Linked DNA regions of Homo sapiens: region 2 is linked to region 1. The links are chromatin loops, found by intact Hi-C in ENCODE. Cell type or tissue: Calu3. All regions are shown on one strand.

Region 1 (8,000 bases):
TTTTAGTTCTCGCTACAGAAAGAGAAATGTATTCTAGAAAGTATACATTAAATAATGTCACATTAATTCCCAGCAAAATCTCAAAGTGGATTATTAAAGATGTGGTTTGTGTGCACTGAAAAAAACCTAATGATCTTGTGTGGAGCAATAGGTCTCTATATACACATGAAATATATTAACACCAATAACCTGATCTTCTTTTAAATGAGAATTACTAACCTGTGTTAGTGAAATGCTACAGTTGTTGATTACATTGGTTTTGCATGAATTCAGATTGTTGATGGCTTTGTGATCCCTTTCCTTTTCTTCGTAGCTTTTTCCTCGCCGCACCATCACTTCCTCCATGATGAAACTGAACTCTTGGCCAGAGCATTGTATAGGAGTATAAATACACAGTGAACAAACCTGAGCCCCTAGAGGGCAAAGATGGCACTTCACTTTTAAATTTTTGTGTCTCTCTAACATGTATATCAGTGTGTGGTATATTTGTGTCAAAATATATTGAGACTTAGTAACTAGGAGGATGATGTTGGATAAGATCCTTATATCTCTGGCCTTCATTATAATTAATTAACTGATTTATTTTTGAGAAGAAGTGTCACTCTGTCGTCCAGGCTAGAGCAGAGTGGTGCAGTCTTTACTCACGGCAACCTCTGTTTCCTGGGTTCAAGCGATTCTCATGCCTCAGCCTCCCAAGTAGCTGGGATTACAGGTGTGCACCACCACGCCTGGATATTTTTTTGTGTTTTTAGTAGAGATGGGGTTTCACCATGTTGGCCAGGCTGGTCTCGAACTCCTGGCCTCAAGTGATCCACCCGCCTCAGCCTCCCAAAGTGCTGGGATTACAGGCTTAAGCCACCTCGCCCAGCCTCTGATCTTCATTTTTATCACCTATATAATGATCTAGAGGAAGCATATCTCCAAGGACCTAAGACACTTTAAAAATCGCTGTACACAGGTATAACCTTCTCAGATATTACCGAGTAGAGCAGAACTAGTTGTACCAATTCTAAAAGCCCTCTGTTTTGAGTGATGATTTTAGAGTGATTTTTACTGATGCTTATATCCCTGTTTAGTAGTTTTACTACTTCTGTCTCCTGTTGATAAGCTGTTAGCTCTCCATTCTCACTTCTTCAGTACTAATCACCCCTCTCCCACCTCTTATTTGCTGATGCTAAACCTCTGCATCTTGGAAACCAATATTCTTATTTATGTTACATAATACTAAACAAAAATGTTTGAAATTCTGACACCCTGTAGCCCTTTGTGGTAACGTTAGGTTTGTTTCACTTCATCCTGTGGCAGACAGCATGTGGCCTTTGTGAGAACTATTCCCTCAGCCCTGTCCCCATGAAGTTCTGCTCTGTGGCTATATTTCAGACAGATGATGTCGCCAAAAATCTGATCTTTAAATGAGTTAGGGGCATTGTTACATAATCGCTGGTAGACCACCTGTGTATTTCTATTCAGAGCATAATCTGCCTCCATATGTTGGCTGATATGTGAATAGATCAGTGTGTAAATCAGAGCACAAATATTTAGTGAGAATTTTCCCTCACTTTGTGTAAGCTTCTGATCATGGAGATTCAAAGAAGTGAAAGGCAGAATCCCTAGTCTCAGGAAGATGTGACACAGATAATATCACTGTTACATAAAAAAAATAAACATTAGAAGCCACAGAACAGTTGTGTTTAGCAGTCAAGTGCAGAGCTCAGAGATTCAGTACCTTGCCTTCAGAGGCTAAATAGGCTACAGTGAATTTCTTTGGTCAAAAAGCTTCTAGGGCAGTCTACTGGGTATGAAGGTTCTGACAGAGCTCTGTGACATTTTGTTAACTGAGGTAAGCTGACTGTTTTTTCAGACAGGTTTTAGCTGCCATCTTGTGTCCCATCCCTTCTTCTCTGAGAATGGCTGATCCATTACTCCTCCTTCTTTATTGCTCCAGGAAGCTTCTATCTTTCCATGCTGTAGCTTGGTGCTTGCCCCAACTACCCTGTAGATTGTGGGCCTGTTTAGAAGTTAAAGGTGCATTTCTTCCAATCAGCTAAAAATAGACTCCTTCATGTACATTGCTCCTCCAAGAAATACGACCTGGTGATTTTATGACCATTCAGGTTCAGCTTCCAAAATATAGATACGGAGTGAGAGGAAGAACATGGACTCAGTGATAGATGAACCTGGCTCTGAATTGTGCTCCCCCATTTCTTGATTGTTATACTCTTGCCAAGCTCCTGAGATTCTCTAAGCCTTAGTTTCTTCAGCTGTAAATACAGGATAACAAGGAGCTATGCTTCAGAGGAATAAATTTGGCAGAAATAATTATGATAGTCTAGAGGGGAATGAGAAAGTGCTGGTTGAGAGACCAGTTGAGAAATTGATCTCAGTGTACAAAAAAGTGATAAAGTGGTCTGACCAAGAGGTAGTTTTTTAAAATATAAACTGGCCTAAAAAATCCAGGGTAGATGATTGTTGTCAATTAAAAAAAACACACACACATGATCTAGGTGCTCTTGTTGAAGGTATTGGTGGGCAAGACTGCAAAGATATGATTCTGAAACTTAATGAGGTCAGGGACTTTATGCATCTTGTTATTCTAGTGCCTTCCATGGTGTGTGCTTCCTTATAGATAGTCATTTTATAAATGTATTTGATGAATGAAAATCATCACATTTTAGTCTTGCCACATCCTAGCTCAGTGACACCTGAGGCTGTGGCATTTGACTGGTATCCAGTGCTAATTATGCCCAAAGTAGAATCCAATATGGCTTGAAGGGCTTTATTTTATGGCATTTTTGCAAGGCTAAACTTGTGAGTCAGACAATTCTGTGTTAGTATCCTCGATTTCTTATAAACTGTACTGAATAAGTTGTTTTATTGTCCTAAGCCTCAGTTTCATCTTCTATAAAGTGAGGATAATATCATCAACCTAAATGGTGTAAAGAGTACCAACAACATATGTACAATTGTTAGCATATTACGCAGCACATAATAATATATAAACAGTAACATTTAGCTATCTGTTATCTTTATTGTTGTTGTCAGTGCAATTATATCCAATCCTCCCTAGCCATTCAGCAATGGTCAGTCTTTGCTTACAAGCTAGACCATATGAAAGAATCCAGTTCAGTGCAAAGCTCACAGTGGGTCAGTCACACACCTGGATCTTGAGAACCAGACTTAGTAAAGCCTACATCTGAATGGGGGAGTGGCACAGTAAAGCACTACCCTTTGTTGCTTCCCTTTTACCCTCTTATCAGGACAACTAGGCAGTGACTGAATGAAAGACTTGCCTTTCCTATTAGTGCAGAGTTAATGCTGCTGGAACACAGCTCCTCCATCCACATTCCATCCATGATTCTCTGGCAAGAGTCATTGGCATTCAGGGTACAATGTACATGCTTGCCTCCTTCACCTATATTCCAACTGCATTATTCCATAGGAATGCTATGGAAGGGACTTGGCTGTAATCATGTTTCATTTGTAGAGTGGTTATTCCAATAGATTTTAGATGAAGTAAGTTTTAAGGACTAATCTGGAAACTGTCATTACCCCCCTGCCCCAACTCCAGTCCCCTTAAATATTTCATCACTGCTCTCCAAAGCCCCATCTCACACATCATGATTTTTATGGGGACACTAAGTTCCCCAACCAACCTACAAATGGTTTCTGGAATGCAGATGGTTGGGACGTTTTCATCATTATTGTGATTGTTACGAAAGGAGTAGTAGTACAGAGATGTGATCGAGGGCTCCTGGCTCTGTGTTGGTCTCTGCCATTCACTTGCTTTCTGTCCTTGGAGCAGTCATATCTTCCTCTGGGACTCAGTTTGCTCATCTGTAAAAAGAGGGTTTTTTACTACATGCTCACTGAAGCCTCTTCCAGCTCTAAAGGCCTCTGATTCAGCAAAACTCTTATTAATGAAGCTATTACAAAAGGCTTGTGTTGGATTGATTATGGTGGCCACTGCTTTCCTGGGCTGTCACAGTCCTCACTTCTTCCTTTTCCCCTCACGTCCCTGTGGTATGTTGGCATAGGATGAGTCACTGCCGGCTATGGCATACATCCAGAAATGGAATGCCATCCTCCTTCCTGGCACAGGGAGGGAGAAGTGTGACTTTTTATATCCCCTCCTATTGATTAATGACATCTACTTCATAAGAATTATGATTACTCTGGTCTCATCAAGCCACTTCTAAGAATACAAATTCTATGCATTTACTGCAACCTCAGGACAAGATTGACCTCGGAAAGGCTTTGGGAACACTTTAGAAAACATCTCTTCCTCCCACTGAAAGGTTCACAACTATTGTTTTCCTCTTCTGACTCATCTTTGAATCAGTAAATTAAATATGTATAACTTGTGAAGATTTCATTTTTATTAAGGCAAGGTGCTTTGCTGAGCAATGTCAAGATTTAGAAGTGTACAGCTCTCCTTTTCTCCCTTCTCAATGATTTTATTTCCTGTAGTTTGTAGGAGGACTTTCAGAGAGCTGTTCTCTTTATCCTTCTCTGTGGCTCTGGCTCTTTTCTGTATCATAGAGAAGTTAAAAAGAGTTGATTATCATCTACTCTCCTAGGGTGGTCAAGACTTGAGGATTCAGAGGCTGTTTCTCAAGTAAGTGTTGCCTATTATGTTTTCTTGCCTATTATGTCTTACTCTGGAATTGAGGAAGAGTCATATTTTTTCATTATGTTGTTTGTGACATCTCTGGAATACCCTTTTTTGGGGGGACAGGGTCTCATTATGTTGCCCAGGTTGGTCTCCAACTCTTGGGCTCAAGTGATCCTCCTGCCTCAACCTCTTAAGTAGCTGAGACAACAGGTATGCACCATTGTGCCCAGCCTACCTTAATGATCCTCCCATCTGGAATGTTCTTATCTTAACCCTCCTCCCCCGCCTGCCATTTGATCAGTTCCTTACTCTCCCTTGCTGTATTTTCCCCAAAGGGGCTAGTTTATTTCACAACCTATATAAAGCTTTTCTGTCTACATTATTTTTTCCCTTACATGAATATCTGTACAACTTGGCTTTTTCCTTTTAAAAATAATTTAATTGGATTATATATCAGATTTTTCTATAGTTTTTCTTAGTATGCACTTCTCACCTTCCCACTAGATTGGAGGTTTCTTGAGGTCAAAAGACTGCAGGCTTTTAAGTTAATAAATACATATGTATTGAACTATTTTTATGATTATGGTATATAGTATAATTTATTTCTGTCTTTTGTACTGCACTTAGCATGGATTTCAGGTGTTACTGAAACTCTTTGTTGACAACAAATTGAGTAGTATATGACATCATCTAAAAAACTGTAACTCTTATTTGTCAAACAACTCAAGTAGTAGGGATCATAGAGGTTTGAGAGCAATTTAGACGAATGTTTAACTTTCTCCTTGTATTTTAGTCCTATTCAGTTCTCTAAGCATGTATCAGGAGTCAATTAAATGCTAGGCACTATCTGGGTACTAGAAAATATACCGAGAAAATTATCAGGCTCGCTGTGCTCAAGGAATGGTTACACTATTTTCGGGCAAGTCATTTAATATTCAGACCTATTTTCCTACCAATAATTGTGCCTTGCTTAAAAATAGAACCTTTTTGAAATTGAGACATGCTGAGTTTCTTTTTGTCTTCCTTAATGTGTTGAGAGGATTTACCTTATGAAAAGTGATATTTTTTTGATGATAGGAGGCTTTTGTTCCCTTCATTTGTGTCATTGTTACTTTTAGGGGAAGGGGTGCCTGTGTGAGAGTTAGTTTTATGCAATTATATTAAGAAATATGAGTGACAATGGGCTGCTCTTGTGACAACCTCAGTCTTTCTCCTTCCTTCCTCCTTTTTTCCAGCAGACCACTTAGTACTTGCGATTTTTTTCCATCTGTTTCCCTTCTCCTTTGATTTTTTTCTTTTCTTCCTTTTCAAACAGTTGTTGCCACCATAGTCCAAATTCTTATCAACATAACAACATCCATTCACTCAACAAATATTTAGAGTTTGTACTGTCGTCACTGTTTTAGACACAAGGATGCAGCAGCAAAAAATAAGATAAATAAAAGAGAAATTAATAAAACTGTAATATAATCCTACCTTCATGGAGTTTCCTTTCTAGTGTAAGTAAATCAGAAATCAAATAAAAAACTGGGGGGAGAAAAAGGGTATGTTGTGTGAATTAAGAGCCATGGAGAAAAATCATGGTGAGAAGGTGAACTGGCAATTTCTTTCCTGGTAGTAAGGGTGGCAATTTTAAGGGCAGAAATCCTTACTTTTTTAAAGATTATCTTTAAAGGAAGATAATCTTTCCATAAAAACTTGAAAATCTTGAGGGAGCAAGTCCTGTAGATATCTGGTGGGAGAACATTCCAGGGAGAGTGAGCAACTTATAGCAAAATCTCTGAGGTGAGCCTGAGGAAGGGTGGTAGGAAATGGGAGAGGCAGGGCAGGGACCTGAAGGCCATTAACTTTGGCTTTTAGGCTAAGTAAGAGCCACAGCTGTTGGAGCACTTTGAGAGGAGGAAAGACCTTATCTAACTTATATTTTAACAGAATTATTCTGGCTGCTGCGGTCAGCCTCTAAAGGGCAAGTAAAAAAGGTAAGGAAACCAGTTAGAAGGCTATTGCAGTGACCAGAGTGAGAGACAATGGTGGCTTGGACCAGAGTAGGATTGGTGGAGACTGTAAGGAGTATCAGGGGGTCCTGCATATATCTTGAAGTAAGAGCCAAGAGGATTTGCTCATAGACTGGACATGGTGTATGAGGAAGGAAGTCTATTCAAGGATGACTGCCAGAGTTTTTGGCCTAAGCAGTTGGAAAAATTGAGCTGTCATTTTAAGAAGAGTATGTTTGAGGCATTTAAGTTTGAGATGCTTATTAGAAATATTAAGTAGCAAGTGTTTGTAACACTATGGACCTCAAGGGTGAGGTTCAGGTGGGAGGTTTATGTTTAGGAGTCAGCATATTTATGATATTAAAAGTCATGAGACTGGATGAGATCATCAAGAGCGTTAATATAGAAAGAAGAATGAAGAGGGGTAGTGGGTGGGCCCCAGGGTGTCCTAAGGTCCGGAGTCTGGAGAGATGAGAGGGAACCGCAAATCAGACCAGCTTGTGAGGTGGGAGGAAGACCAGAACATAGTGTCCTGTAAGCCAAGCAAATAAAGTGTTTCAAGAAAGAGATTGACTTTGATAAATGCTGCAAAGTAAGATGAGGATAATTGAAAGGTTTCTTGAACAGAAACCTGGTATTCCCACCCCAACTTTCTCAATATCATTAGGTTTAGTTTTCTAAAACTTGTTTTTTATCATGTCCTACTCAAAACAACTCTCGCTGGTTTTAATTATCATACACTGAAGCGCCAAATGCCTGAGTTTGCCATTTAAGGCCTTATAAATATCTCCATTCATCACTTTCCAGTAGGGGATGGCCAGCCTCCTGGAGTTTCCCATACCTCCCATGTTCTTTTCTCATGCCACATCTTTGCTTTATACTATGTTCTTTACTGCATATGGCCTTCCTTTTTTGTAACCCCAGTCGACATTCCCTTCCCTGCCTAGCTGAAACCCTCATCATGCCAGGCCTTGAGGAAATTTCCTGTCTCTGAGTTCCCATAACTCACCACTTTATCATTCACAGTGGCACTTGCAACATCCCATAATTTTTCAACCGTTATGTGGGCAGAAAACTCATCTTCTTTAGGGGATTGAATTCCTTTAGAGTAGGAACCAAGTTTTAAACCCCATAGCTTCTGTAGCTCCCTGAAAAACTAGGTCTTCAGGATTGAGCACGAAATAAGACTCCAAGGAACACTTAAAATCATTAGAAATTAGAGTAAAAATGGAAATCTATCTTTAGCTATTTGGCTGGTCCAGATATTTTCTTTCTTTTCTTTATTTCACATATATGGAATTATTTCTTTACAAGAAAATCTTGCAGGAAGCCTCAAATTGTAAAGTAGATAAATGCAGAGCTGCTATGGTTGAGGGAAGAAGGTAGGAGCCCAG
Region 2 (8,000 bases), 460 kb after region 1:
CGGCAGAAACCCTACAAGCCAGAAGAGAGTGGGGGCCAATATTCAACATTCTTAAAGAAAAGAATTTTCAACCCAGAATTTCATATCCAGCCAAACTAAGCTTCATAAGTGAAGGAGAAATAAAATACTTTATAGACAAGCAAATGCTGAGAGATTTTGTCACCACCAGGCCTGCCCTAAAAGAGCTCCTGAAGGAAGTGCTAAACATGGAAAGGAACAACCGGTACCAGCCGCTGCAAAATCATGCCAAAATGTAAAGACCATCGAGACTAGGAAGAAACTGCATCAACTAACGAGCAAAATCACCAGCTAACATCATAATGACAGGATCAAATTCACACATAACAATATTAACTTTAAATATAAATGGACTAAATTCTGCAATTAAAAGACACAGACTGGCAAGTTGGATAAAGAGTCAAGACCCATCAGTGTGCTGTATTCAGGAAACCCATCTCACGTGCAGAGACACACATAGGCTCAAAATAAAAGGATGGAGGAAGATCTACCAAGCCAATGGAAAACAAAAAAAGGCAGGGGTTGCAATCCTAGTCTCTGATAAAACAGACTTTAAACCAACAAAGATCAAAAGAGACAAAGAAGGCCATTACATAATGGTAAAGGGATCAATTCAACAAGAGGAGCTAACTATCCTAAATATTTATGCACCCAATACAGGAGCACCCAGATTCATAAAGCAAGTCCTGAGTGACCTACAAAGAGACTTAGACTCCCACACATTAATAATGGGAGACTTTAACACCCCACTGTCAACTTTTCCTATTTTTAAAAGTGGGTTTTTTGTTGTTGTTGTTGAGATGTTACTGTTCTTTATATTTTGAAGATATAAATCTCTTACCAAATGATTTGCAGAAATATTCTCACATTCTGTGTGTTGTCCTCATATTTCTTGATGATGTCCTTTGAAGGACAACATTTTAATGTTGATTAAATTTATCTTTTTTTGTAATTGTGCTTTTTGTGTCACATCTAAGAAAACACTGACTAATCAAAAATCATGAAGATTAACATTTACCCTGTGTTTTCTTCAAAAATTTTTATATTTTCAAGTTTTATGTTTAGGTCTCTTATCCATTTTGAATTAATTTTTGCATATTGTTTTAAGTAGGAGTATAACTTTATTTTTTCTTAATGTAGATATCTACCAAATGATTTTTTTTAACAGTTGAACTGCTTTAGCTGAACAAACTTTTCAACACATGATGCTGGCTGGAGCAATTGAACATTCATAGGCAAAAAGAAATGAATCTCATCCTAAACCTTATATCTCATAAAAATTAACTCAAAATGGATCATGGACTTAAATGTAAAATATGAAACTAAAAAACTGGTAGAAAAAAAAGACAGAAGAAAATATTTGGTATCTAGAGCTGGAAAGGAGTTTTTAGAAGAGAGAAAATCATATCTGATAAAGAAAGAAAATGTTAAACTGGACCTCATCAAAATTATAAACTTTTGTTCTATGGAATAACCTGCTGGGAGCATAAAAGCTATAGACTAAAATAAAATATTTACAAACCACGTATCTGACAAAGTAGTCATGTCTAGGAAGATATACAGAACAATATATAAAAACAATTCAATTAGATAATGGGTGGAATACATGGCAGACATTTCACTGACAAGAATAGGCAGATGGCAAATAAACACTTGAAAAGGTGTTCAACATCACTAGCCATTAGAAAAATATAAATAAAAACCACAATTAGATATCACTATAAACATATCCAAATGGAAAAATAATAAACCAAGCAAATGCTGGTGAGGATAAAGAAAAACTGGATTATGCTTTGCTGGGGGAATGTAAAATTGAATATCCACTCTGGAAAATCATTTGGCAATTTCTTATAAAACTAAACATGCAATTTACATATAGCCCAGAAATTGCTTTGCACTTGCGCCACAGAAATAAAAATTTAGCACTTGCAAAAAATACAGGAATGTTCACAATGGCTTTATTCCTAATAGCCCACAACCGAAAACAGTCCAGATGCCCTTCAATGTGTGAATGGTTAAACATACCATGTTACATCCATACCGTGAATTTCTACTTAACTATTTAGCCATAAAAAGAACAGACTGTTAAAACCACAGTAACTTTAATGGATTTCAAGGGAATTCTGCTGAGTAAAAAAATAAAAATAAAAATATTTAAAGAGCTACACATGATCACATGCTATCTATTTATATAACATACATGAAATGAAAAATTATAAAGTAGAATAGATTACTGGGTGCCAGGGATTATGGATGGGGGAGGGAAAAGATAAGTAGTGAGTATAGCTATAAAAGTGTAGCACAGAGGATCTTTACTGAGAAGAGACTATTCTTTATCTTGACTGTGGTGATGGTTACATAAATACACACATGTAATAAAATTTCATAGAACTAAATACACACTTGAATGTATATAAGTCTAATAAAGTCTGAATAAGATCAGTGGATTGTAAAAATACCAATTTTCTGGTTGTGATATCATCTTGCTGTTGTTCAAGATGTTAGCGTTGGGAGAAATTAGATGAAGAGTATATGAGGTCACTCTATATTATTTCTTACAATAGTATGTGAAACTACATTTTCATACAAAAAACAGTTTAATTGAAAAAAATTTCCCAAACTGGATTTTTTGATCCTGCCATAGATTATTCCAAAGATAACAAAAGTTTTTCTATTTCTGAGCATGATTAAAGAGAAGATAAAGAGTGCCTCTATTTCCTCTGAAGACAGAATAAACTATTTTCTTTTTGGTAAGAAGACATGCAAAATACCACTGAAACAAGTCCCACACAGTTTAATCATCTCAGAGCAACCAGTGAAATCTTTCTAAAATGTATTTAGAGCATATTTGTCTTATGCTGAATAATCCCCACTGTTTTCCCATTGTACTTGAAATAAAATTCAATTTATTTGCTATGGCATATAAGGTCCTACATAATGTGACTCCCTTATATACTTTGATCTCATCTCAACTTCTTTTACTAATTTTATTAGTTATCTATTGCTGTGCAACAAGCTACTTTAAAATATTGCAACTTAAAAGAATGCACATTTTTTTATCTGCAATTTCTGCAAAGTAGAAATCTGGGCATAGCTTAGCTGGGTCTTCTGCTTTGAGGTCTCTCACAAGGCTGTAAACATGTCAGGCAATACAAAAGTGTTACCTGAAGACTCAGATGGAGAAAAATCCACTTCCGAGCTCACCGACGTGGTCGTTAAGAGGATTCAGTTTCATAAGCGCTGTTGCACTGAGAGCTTCCATTCCTTGCTGGCTGTTGGCAAGAAGCTACCCTCAGTTTCTTGCCACATAGGCCTCTCCAACACGCCCCTTGTTTCATCAAGGCTAATGAGACAAGGGAGAGAGAGAGAATCCACAAGCAAGACAAAGTCAGCATCTTTTGTGACTTAAGTAGAAAAGGGACATCCTCTCAATGTTGCTGTATTTTATTGGTTACAAGATAGTTACTCTAGGGGAAAGCATGACACTAGGTCCTGAGTAACAACAGGTGGGGTCACTGAGGGCTATATAAGAGCCACCCTATCACACTAGTCTTCTTGCTGTTTACTGTATATCTGATCCAAGATTGTTAGAAAGCTGACTCCTTGTCATTTGGTAGGTCAGAGTTAATTGTGGAGAAGACCCAAAGTCTATAGAAGTGGAGTTGGAAATGGAGGTATATTGGGCTGATTGGCAGCTGGTAAGCTACCTGGGTGTGTAGGTGTGTCCGCAGATTGGTAAATTGAGTTAGGCTGGCCTGAAGTGAAGATTGCCAAATTCAACACAAGTGTGATAGTGAAAAATTAGAAAAGGAAATATTCATTAAATATCTTTTATGACTCAGCCACCATGTTTGTTGTTTTGCACACAAAATGTTTTACAAAATTATCTCGATGATATCATCCTAATCTTTTAAATAATGAAATCCAAGGCAGAGAGATTAAGTATCTCCAAAGATTACACAGTTGAAAAATAATTCAAACTCCTAGTCTTTCTAACTTTAATAACTGTTCATTTGCCACTGTCCCACAGTGGCTTCTGAGATGTCAGGGACTTCTCAGAGGAGCTGGTGGCCCAGGCTCGTGCTTTAGCTGGGCTCTCCTATTGAGCTTTCTCCAGGCTCCAGCGATGCTCCTTTGCATTCTGCTGCTCCCTTATGGCCATGACTGTAATTACAGCTAAGTTTACAGCCCTGGAAGAGGTTTCCAAGGGAGGGAGGCAGGAATCTGAAAGAACATTGGAGCATCAACCAAGAAAATAAAGAATTTGCAAATGAGGAAAAAAAGAGAGAAGAAAAAAGAGAAAAGAGGAGGAGGATGGGAGTTAGGACACAGAAGAGAAGGAGAAGAAGGAGAATGGTATGGTTTGGCTTTGTGTCTCCACCCATATCTCGCCTGCAATTGTTGTCTTCATAAATCCCCACGTGTCAAGGGTGGGACCAGGTGGAGGTAATTGAATCATGGGGGTGGTTTTCCCCATGGTATTTTTGTGATAGTGAGTGAGTTCTCAGGTGATCTGATGGTTTTATAAGTGTCTGGCATTTCCCTCTTGCACTCTCACTCTGTTCTGCCACCCAGTGAGGAAGATGCCTGCTTCTCCTCTGCCTTCTGCCAAGATGGCAAGTTTCCTGAGGCCTCCCCAGCAAGATGGATCTGTGAGTCAATTACACCTATTTCCTTTATAAATTCCCAATCTCGGGTATTTCTTCATACCAGTGTGAGAACAAACTAATGCAGAGGGAGAGCAAAAGCAGAAGAGGAGGGAGGGAGTTAAAAAAAAGAAAAGATTGTGGTTGGACTGCTCCAGGAATCAGACAAGTTTATTAGAAAAAAACTTTCTTCTCCGGCCTTATAGAATACATGAAAGCTTGATAGAAAAGCCGAGTATCTGCTAAATAGTGAGAGGACGGCCATGCCTCTTATAATAAAAGTATACTCAATAAAGCTTAATTATAAAATAATACCTGTAAATATAAAAAGTAAAATGAATTTTCATTTTATTTCAGATGCATTATTACATTTTATTAAAAGAAACCTGTGAAATAGGATTCTCATTATCCCTATTTACAGAAGGAGAAATTGAGGTTTGGGGAAATTTAGACTTGCCTTTTGGGTCACTCAGCTAAAACGTAGTGGACCCCAATAGTACTTCATATCTTTTCATGCCAAACTCTGTCTTTTGCTTTTATATCATATGTCTCTGTTGTACCTATCTTTCAGTTTTAAAGATTCTCTTAACCTACTGGTTCTCCCTCCAGGAGGTCTTCCGGGTTTCCTAGATCCTTTTTGGCTTCAGTTTGTAGTTGCATTATCTTAGTCTTTAAATTACAGGAATTGCTCAGGTACGGTACATTTTCACATCCAGACCACTAGTTCCATGCTTTTCCCACTCACAGATGATGCATACTTAGAACATTTGAGGTCATATTGCACAGACCTTTTAAAGAGAAGTATCAGTGAGTTTTTAAAAATCTATGTCTTTATCTCCTGCAGGTGGTTGTGGGGGGAGGGCACGTAATTGAGAGTTAATTGATTGCGTGTTTTCCCCACTAGAGTTTCATTACCATCCTACACTTCTATTATATGGGTCTTGAGGATCAAGACTTCCAAGGCCATCGATGATTCAACAAATTAATACAGACCAGAGCTAGTAATCACAGCTTGGAGATGAGGGAATGAGAGCACACTGATAGAAGTAAAGGGCAGTTTGGAAGGGAGGACCAGGGCTGCTTCCTCATTGTTTTTCCTGTCTGTCTGCAGTTCATTGTGTTCTTGAAAATGTTACTTTTCCAGTACCTAATGAATGATACATCAAGGCCTGCCATGAAACTGTAGGGAGAGACTTTATGGTATGACTCATGAGCCATGCTGAATTACAGATCTTTTCTCATTAGTCTGATTAAAAACCTAAGCTCATTATGGCTCAGGAAGTGATTTAGTTTCAATGCCTTTTGGTTATGTTCCTTTTTTATTTTCCAGGAGTGCATATTTTGGCTAAGAATTCATTTTCTATTTTAAATGGTTCTAAATTTCAATTCTTAAAATGTGTGTTCATTATCATATCATTCAGACCTGTAAATGTTCTTTTTATATTTTAAGAACTATTATTTATAAGCAAAGTGATTTTAATTTTATCTCATGTAATATTTTCCTTCACAAATGAGAATCTTCAAGAAAGACTTTTGGCATGTTATTTTTTTGACTTTCTGAATAAAATACTTTTCCATAATACTGGAGAGAGAATGTTGGCTTTGGAGTTAGATCTAAGATGGATGCATACGTCAGTCATTTCCTATAGTCTCATATTGGACAATTCATTTAAACCTATTAAGTCTCAACTTCTTCATCTTTTAATGAAATTGGAATAATACTAGTGGCTTAATAGCATTGATATGAATATTAAATACGTTAATATATGTAAAGCATGTAAAACAATAGTGGCCCAACAAATGTGAGCCTCCCTTCCTCCCTTTACTAATATGTCAGTGTAGGGATTTTATATTTTAGTGCTAACAAAAAAATTCTTCAATCAGAGAGGATGATTAATTTTTAAATATGCATCGCTGATAGGATTTAAGTGTGTGTTCACATGTCTCTGGGGTCACATGTGCCTCTCTAAGTGTTAACTAGGAGTTAATAGCTTAAAACTCTTGGGATTATTTTTCAGAAATTCTGTTACAAAGCAGGCAAATGAATCACGGTCTATATGTTAACTGTTAACAGTTCCATATTAGGTGTACCCAACTGATCAGCTGAAGGGACATCAAGACCTTGTCTGGCATGTAAACATGCCCCTTGCCAATTGTGACTGAGTAGTTGTCCCTCAAACAATAATACATGGTTCTCACTGGAGGGTGGCCAATTTTTGCCCTCCAGGGGGCATTTGATAATGTCTGCAGACATTTTTTATTGTAAAAAATGCAAAGGTAGTACCGGCATCATATACAAGAATACTTACTGCTAAATGCCTTATAATGCATAGGATAGCCCCTCCTAACAAATAATTGTGTGGCCCAAAATTTCCATTGCACTGCTATTGAGCAACTCTGGCCTGATGAAATCACCATTTTCCTCAAGAATATTCCTTTTTGTATCCTGTTTTTGATGTCATGTAGAAACAGCCAGAGGCTTACAAAATCTAAGGGGTTGTCATGGCTATTGAGTAGAGATGTGACCAGCTGTGCTTTCTTTCGATTCAGGACTGATCAAGTGAAAATAGGTCTGAGGTACAAGAAACCTAGTTTGAAATGAGGAAGAGCTTCCTCTGAGTAAAGAAATGCAGTGCCAATAACCTTTGTATTGGAATTTTCATGTAGACTATGTGAATTGCTTCCCTTGTAATATTTCACATTGGAGGTCATTATATCTTCCAATATCCCAAGTTGGTCACAATCAGATAAATTAGTTAAATGGCAAAGGAGCCTAGTGCGGATTCTGTAAACTTTTATTACCTGATACTTCTTGTGAACCCTACCATCTTAACTCTTGGGCTTCCCCAAGTGGTACTTCATCATCATCACAAAATTCTAGATTAAATGCATTTTTTTCTTTTCTTTCTTTCTTTCTTTTTTTTTTTTTTTTTTTTTTTGAAAGAGGGTCTCTCTCTGTCACCCAGGCTGGAGTGCAGTGGTGCAATCACAGTCTGCAGCCTCCATCCCCTGCGCTCATCTCAAGCTATCCTCCTACCTCAACTTCCCCCAGCTTCCTGTCTGGCTGAGTAGCTGGGACTGCTGGGACTATATAGCTCAAGCAATCCTCCCAAAGTGCTGGTATTACATGCATGAACCGGGCCAAGCTTTTTTTTTTTTTTTTCCTTGAAGTAATGCTTGATTGTTTTTCTCCCAGCATATGTTTTTAACATCTATATTATTGCCAAACTTTCTGTTTCCATGGAAGTCTACAGAAGGCTCCTAAACAAAAGAATAAAAGGATATATGTATGGTTGGTGCATAGAAAATATTTCTGAAACTTTCTGTTATTGTTTT

The links. Peaks named below come from ENCODE experiments on the same cell type or tissue, not always from the same donor. Only the 100,000 strongest peaks of a DNase experiment are listed, where the experiment ranks them.
Region 2: it touches region 1 in a loop (2.9-fold over the local background); 10 of 110 quality-filtered maps call a loop at or near these places.

Annotation. Positions count from the first base shown.
Region 1 is chr11:28,698,220-28,706,219 of GRCh38, forward strand. No RefSeq gene overlaps it. Among named protein-coding and RNA genes, the nearest start is that of LINC02758, 160 kb to the left of the region's middle. In Calu3, no CTCF peak of the experiment used is centred here; a DNase peak (open chromatin) is centred at 4,042.
Region 2 is chr11:29,155,599-29,163,598 of GRCh38, forward strand. No RefSeq gene overlaps it. Among named protein-coding and RNA genes, the nearest start is that of LINC02742, 260 kb to the left of the region's middle. In Calu3, a CTCF peak has its summit at 4,181; a DNase peak (open chromatin) is centred at 4,143.